Regions from separate parts of the Homo sapiens genome. Here region 2 is linked to region 1. Evidence: chromatin contacts called from ENCODE Hi-C or POLR2A ChIA-PET data. All regions are on one chromosome and are shown on one strand. The core of a region is the stretch at or near the end of the contact, and the rest is flanking DNA. Distances in the headings are between cores, read along the strand shown.

Region 1 (2,681 bases), core at 75-2,574:
CACCATTCTTTTTTTTTTTTTTTTTAATTCCACTGACACCTGGTGAAGCCACCCTTATGGTTCACTCCACCCGCCGCGTCTCCTGTTCCGAGCAACTGACGCTGCAATAAGCGGCCGCCACCGGGAAATGCCCAGAGAGGACCAGACGCCCGAGGAAGGGCGGAGCAGAGCGGCCGCAGGCCCCGCCCAACACCGCGCTCAGCCTCCCGCGGGCTCCAGCCTCACCTGCGCGGCCTGTGGAGCTGCACATCTCCAGGCCCCGCCCCCCAGAACTCTGATTGGCGGGTCTAGGCGGGGGCCGGGAAATCTGCATTTGCACCAGCGCCCACCCCCGTCCTTCCCACCCCCGCCCCTCACGCCCAGGTAAGTCTATGGCAGGCGATACGAGAGCCCCGCAAACCTCAACGCGTCACGCTGCCATCCTCCGAACAGGAAGACGGCGAGGCGCAAAATACCAACCCGTCCCCTCTTCCCAAATGCAGAAAAACCCTTGCCTGTTCCGCGCCTAAGCTGCCCTCGGGGTCTCCTACTGCGGGAAGGGCACAGCAGGTGGCAGCCCCTGTCCCAGCCGTGGGATTCCTTCCCCGAAATTGTGGGGGGAGAACACAAGGGGTAGTGTCACCAAGCGGCCAGTAGGAGACCCTCCCACCCTCCTGCGACTGCTGGTTCGGGTCCACCCCGGGCGGAGGGGGAAGGGGCCACCGGAGCGCAGGTGGTCTCGGCGCAGCCTCCTGGGGCTGGGACCCAGGGGCGCTGATGGGGTACCCCGAGGCGTAGGCCGCGCCCCCCTAAAAGCTGAGCATATCTGGGCTCCCGAGTAATGCTCCAAGCGCAGAGCTCGGTGTGACACTGACCAAATTGTTACCTCAGATATTAATTACGGACAGATATTAATTACGGAACAATAAAACGGTGAGAAAGCACGGCTGATCCGAATTCCGCGAGTGTGTAAACAGCACTGGGGCGGGCCCGGCTTCTCGGGGTTTCTAAAGGAAGGTGGGCAAGGAGGCCCAGGCAACCGGGCGCTCGAACCCCAAAGGGCCGGCATCAGGCTAGGTGCCGCCCGGGGCTGAAGCGCAGGGACCCCCTCCCCACCTCCCCGCCTCCCCAGCCCTGCCCCAGGCTCATGGCGCCGGGCGCGGCGCGCGGCCAACCTGTCAGGCCCGGCCAGGCTGGCCCGAGCGCCGGGCTCCGGGAGGCGCGGACAAAGGAAAACACGGGCCCAGGCCCACTCACCCGGCGCGGGGCCTGCTGTCCATCCGCTTCTTCTGGCGCACCGGCTGCAGCGGGATGTTGTCCGTCATGTCGGCGGCGCCGCCCGCCTTGGCCGCCGCGCCCCCCGCGCCGCCTGGGCCGCCGCCCGGTCCGGCCTCCGCGCCGCCGCCCGCCGGCGCCGCGCCGCCCCGGGGGAGGAGGCGGCGGCAGCGGGCGGGCCGGGCCCGCAGCGAGGGGGCGAGCTCGCGAGCGCCGGGCCACGCGCGGAGCGCCCGCGCGGCCCGACCGACGGACACGGGCGCACCATGGGCCCGAGCTCCGCGCTGCGCCCGCTCGCTCCGCGCCGCGCCGCGCCTGCCACGGGGGGCGGCCGGGCCGTGTCCGCGCCGCCGCGACCGCTGCAGTGTCCCCGCCCCCGGCCCGCGCCCGCGCCCCCCACGCGCGCCCACCCGGCCACGCGCCCCCCGCCCACGCCCGCCGTGCGCGCACCCTGCCACCGCACCCCCCGCAAAATCCCACATTCACAATCACATCCCAGCCCTATACACGCGCGCTGTGACACTCATCCCCACCAATATCTGACATGCACAATCACACGGGCACCCGGCCACGCTCACCCCATCAGTCAGTCATTCTCACTCACTCTTGCACCAACGTGCATATTCACGCCCAGGCCCTACACACACACCTGCCACTGCTCACTGCCTGCAACATCTAACATTCACAATCACATGTGAGTCCTGCACACACACATAACACTCTCACCCTCCTGTTGGTCACCATCATCCATGCACCCAGTTTCTCAAGCCTCACACCCATGTGCCTGCAGAAATCACAGTCACACAGGGACCCTCAGCTTATCAGACTCCTTCACCCTCTGACCTTCACCATCCTCACCCTCATTCTCTATCTGGATTCTGGGAACTCACCATGACACACACGCACCTGCCTCTTTCATCCAAACACCCTTCAATAGTCTGAACACCCTCATTCTCACACCAGCCACTTTCTTGGGCTTGCACATGGGCCCCACTCTCAGGCCTCAGACAGTCACCCTGCATTACCTGTCACTGTGATTCACGGTCTCACACACACACCTATCTCCACCGCAGCCCACATCCACACTCACTTCCACACCCTCCCACACAGTGTCTGGGACCCATGAACTTTTCAAAGGCCTGATAAAGTTATGAGAGCAGGAAAAAAAAAACAGAGGGAAGGAACAAAGTGAGGGAGTTTAAAAATCAATATGTAACTAAAGAGCCTGAAATTGTAATAATACCATATAAACTAATCTAAAGCTGACTTTTACATAGTTACATCTAATGACTGATCATGTTGGACGCCGTTTCTTTTTTTTCTTTTTGAAACAGAATCTCCCTCTGTCGCCCAGGCTGGAGTGCAGTGGCAAAATCTCAGCTCACTGCAATCTCTGCCTCCCAGGTTGAAGCAATTCTCCTGCCTCA
Region 2 (2,681 bases), core at 97-2,596, 140 kb after region 1:
TTGTTCTTGTTGCCCAGGCTCCAGTGCAATGGCGCAGTCTGGGCTCACTACAATCTCTGCCTCCCGGGTTCAAGTGATTCTCCTGCCTCAGCCTCCCAAGTAGCTGGGATTACAGGAATGTGCCACCATGCCCAGCTAATTTTTTGTATTTTTAGTAGTCATGGGGTTTCACTATGTTGGCCAGGCTGGTCTCGAACTCCTGACCTCGGGCCATCCACCCGACTCAGCATCCCAAAGTGCTGGGATTACAGGCGTGAGCCATCATTGAGTGATTTTTATTGTTTACTTACCTTGTCCAACATCTTATAGAATACATACGTATTAATTTACAATAAGGTTTTATTTAAGAGACTTTTTTTTTTTTTTGGAGACAGAGTTTCACTCTGTTGCCCAGGTTGGAGTGCAGTAGTGCAATTCTCGGCTCACTGCAACCTCTGCCTCCCAGGTTCAAGTGATTCTTGTGCCTCAACCTCCCGAGTAGCTGGGATTACAGGCATGCACCACCACACCCAGTTAATTTTTGTATTTTTAGTAGAGACGGGGTTTTGCCATGTTGGCCAGGCTTGTCTCGAACTCCTGGCCTCAAGCAATCCACCTGCCTTGGCTTCCCAAAGTGCTGGGATTACAGGCATGAGCCACTGTGCCCGGCCGACGTTTCTGTGATTTTTTATTGAATGGCCAAAAAAAGGAGGGAAGGAGGGAGGGGTATCCTGGGGAGGTCAACGGAAATAAAACCAAAATAAGATTTGAAAAAAGGAAACCACTAAAAATGCAATGTGGCATCTTAGATCCTAGAACAGGAACAAGACATTAGTGGAAAAATCAGTAAAATCCAAATAAAGTCTAGAGGTCAGTTAACGGTATTTTACTAATGTTCATTTCTCAGTTACCGTGGTATGTAAGATGTCAAAATCTGGGGAAATTGAGTAGAGAGTATGTGTGAACTCTTAATACAATGTCTTTGTAACTTTTTGGTGAAATTAAAATTACTCCAAAACAAGAAATGTATTTTAAAAATTTAAGTTTAGAGGTTGGAATCATCTTTTTCCTCTTCAGTTTATATTACTGTCATTAACAATAGCCACCAATGACTAATGGCTAACTTTGGAATTTCCACAAATAGCAGGAGAAAACCATTTGGGGTAGGCAACTATTGAAAAGTTACATTTAGATAGTCCCAAAACAAAAGAGAGAGATTTGCAAATTCAGAGGTGATTTTCTGTTTTCTTTTTTTTCTTAGCGTTCTATAAAAGTTCAGTGACGACTTTTAGAAATTCTCCTTTGGATATCCTTAGCTTCCAGGGCCGGAACCAGCACCCTCTAGCCTTCTATGACTCAATCCATGCATATAGATTAGGGGCCAGATACTCTACTTGCATTTCCAGAAATATGAGGGGGGAGTACTTCCCAAGGAGAGGATGTAGTCTCTTTGAAATTTGACCCTTTAAAAGTTGGGCTGCTGGACATTAATAAGGAAGAATTGAAAGTGCAGATCAATAAGACTTGCTGAAAATAAAACACACATTAGCATAGAGTGTTCTCCCTATAACCAAGATTAATGCCTTTTTAAACCAAACCAGAGCACAAAGGTATATCTTTGAGGCTAATTGCCGCTAGCAGATTGCAGAGAGAAAGAAAGACAGGCTTGGGGGCAGGGGCTGGTGGACAAAACCCAATTGCAGAACTCCTAAGAGCAGGAGTGAAATGAAATAACCCCTTGAGTTATGCAGAGAATTTAACCAGCGCTGGGCTCGGTTTTATTGGGCATGCATTTGAAATTTAAATACGTTCTGGGGACAATGCCTTTTTACAGCATAGCCAGGAGCTTGCCAAATAGGAGCACAGCAAGTTTATTAACAAGAGGACATGATCAAACATAAAATAGCAGGCTAAGGACTCCTTTTCTTGTACAGCCACGCTGAAAAGACTTCTGTGGAATTCCAATCCTGCTCTCGACACACCCCTTGTCTAGGACTGTATTTACTCAAACAGCCACCCTCATTTCCTTTTAAAATTTATTTGTCATTAGCCATTACTCACTGCAAAGCTACTTTTTGAGATTTTAATATCCCTTTTAATAAGGCACTATTCTTTGAAAACTACAATACCAACATTTTTGTTGGTACAGTGTTTTTTGGTATTTGAAAAACTATGAAATCAGAAGAACTTATGGCTTGAGATAGTCCCAGATGCATAAATACCCTAAATCAAATGGGCACTTGTTTAGAATGCTTTCTAAGGATGTTCCTCACCCATCTAAAACCCTTCCAACATATCGCATCATGGTTAAGCAGGTAGAATCTAGAATATGATTGTCTGGGTCTAAACCCAGGCCTCCTCCACCTTGGCCTTGGGCAAGTTCCTTAACATTTCTGTACCTGATGTCCTCATTTCTAAAATGGGGCTAATAATAGTCCCCACCTCATAGGGTTGTTTTAAGGGTATACATGTGTGTATACATACGCGTGTACACATGTTGCATATGTATATATTGCACATGTAATTGTGTGTGTGTGTTTATATATAGATATGTGTGTGTGTGTATTTATATATAGATGTGTGGGTGTGTGTATATTGTACTTCCAGGAGAATTCTCAATAAATGGGAGCTGTGGTTGTTTTAGCTTTTTATTGTATTATGGCTGTGAGGCAGAGCTTGTGTTCCTGTGTTTTTTCCCCAGG

The links. A loop is a pair of places that touch in the nucleus more often than their neighbours do. ChIA-PET counts read pairs that join two places held with the same protein, here RNA polymerase II (POLR2A). Pooled maps may share reads with other maps.
Region 2: a loop to region 1 is called in a pooled map, with 2.3 times the contacts of the local background. The contact joins the enhancer-like site here to the promoter of ATP9A in region 1. A Hi-C loop is called at or near these places in 1 of 50 pooled maps. POLR2A ChIA-PET finds 5 or more read pairs at or near these places in 4 of 52 experiments (Caco-2, H1, OCI-LY7 and 1 more).

The regions. Positions count from the first base shown.
Region 1 is chr20:51,767,066-51,769,746 of GRCh38, forward strand. It overlaps ATP9A (ATPase phospholipid transporting 9A (putative)), which reads right to left and starts at 1,325. Exons shown (of 28, transcript NM_006045.3): 1 at 1,237-1,325. The coding sequence starts at 1,304.
Region 2 is chr20:51,909,050-51,911,730 of GRCh38, forward strand. No RefSeq gene overlaps it. Among named protein-coding and RNA genes, the nearest start is that of LINC01429, 47 kb to the left of the region's middle. Within about 2 kb of position 1,347, at least 5 of the 41 ENCODE cell types and tissues checked have a DNase peak (open chromatin) inside an H3K27ac peak, as active enhancers do; they include PC-9, where a contact is called at or near this core.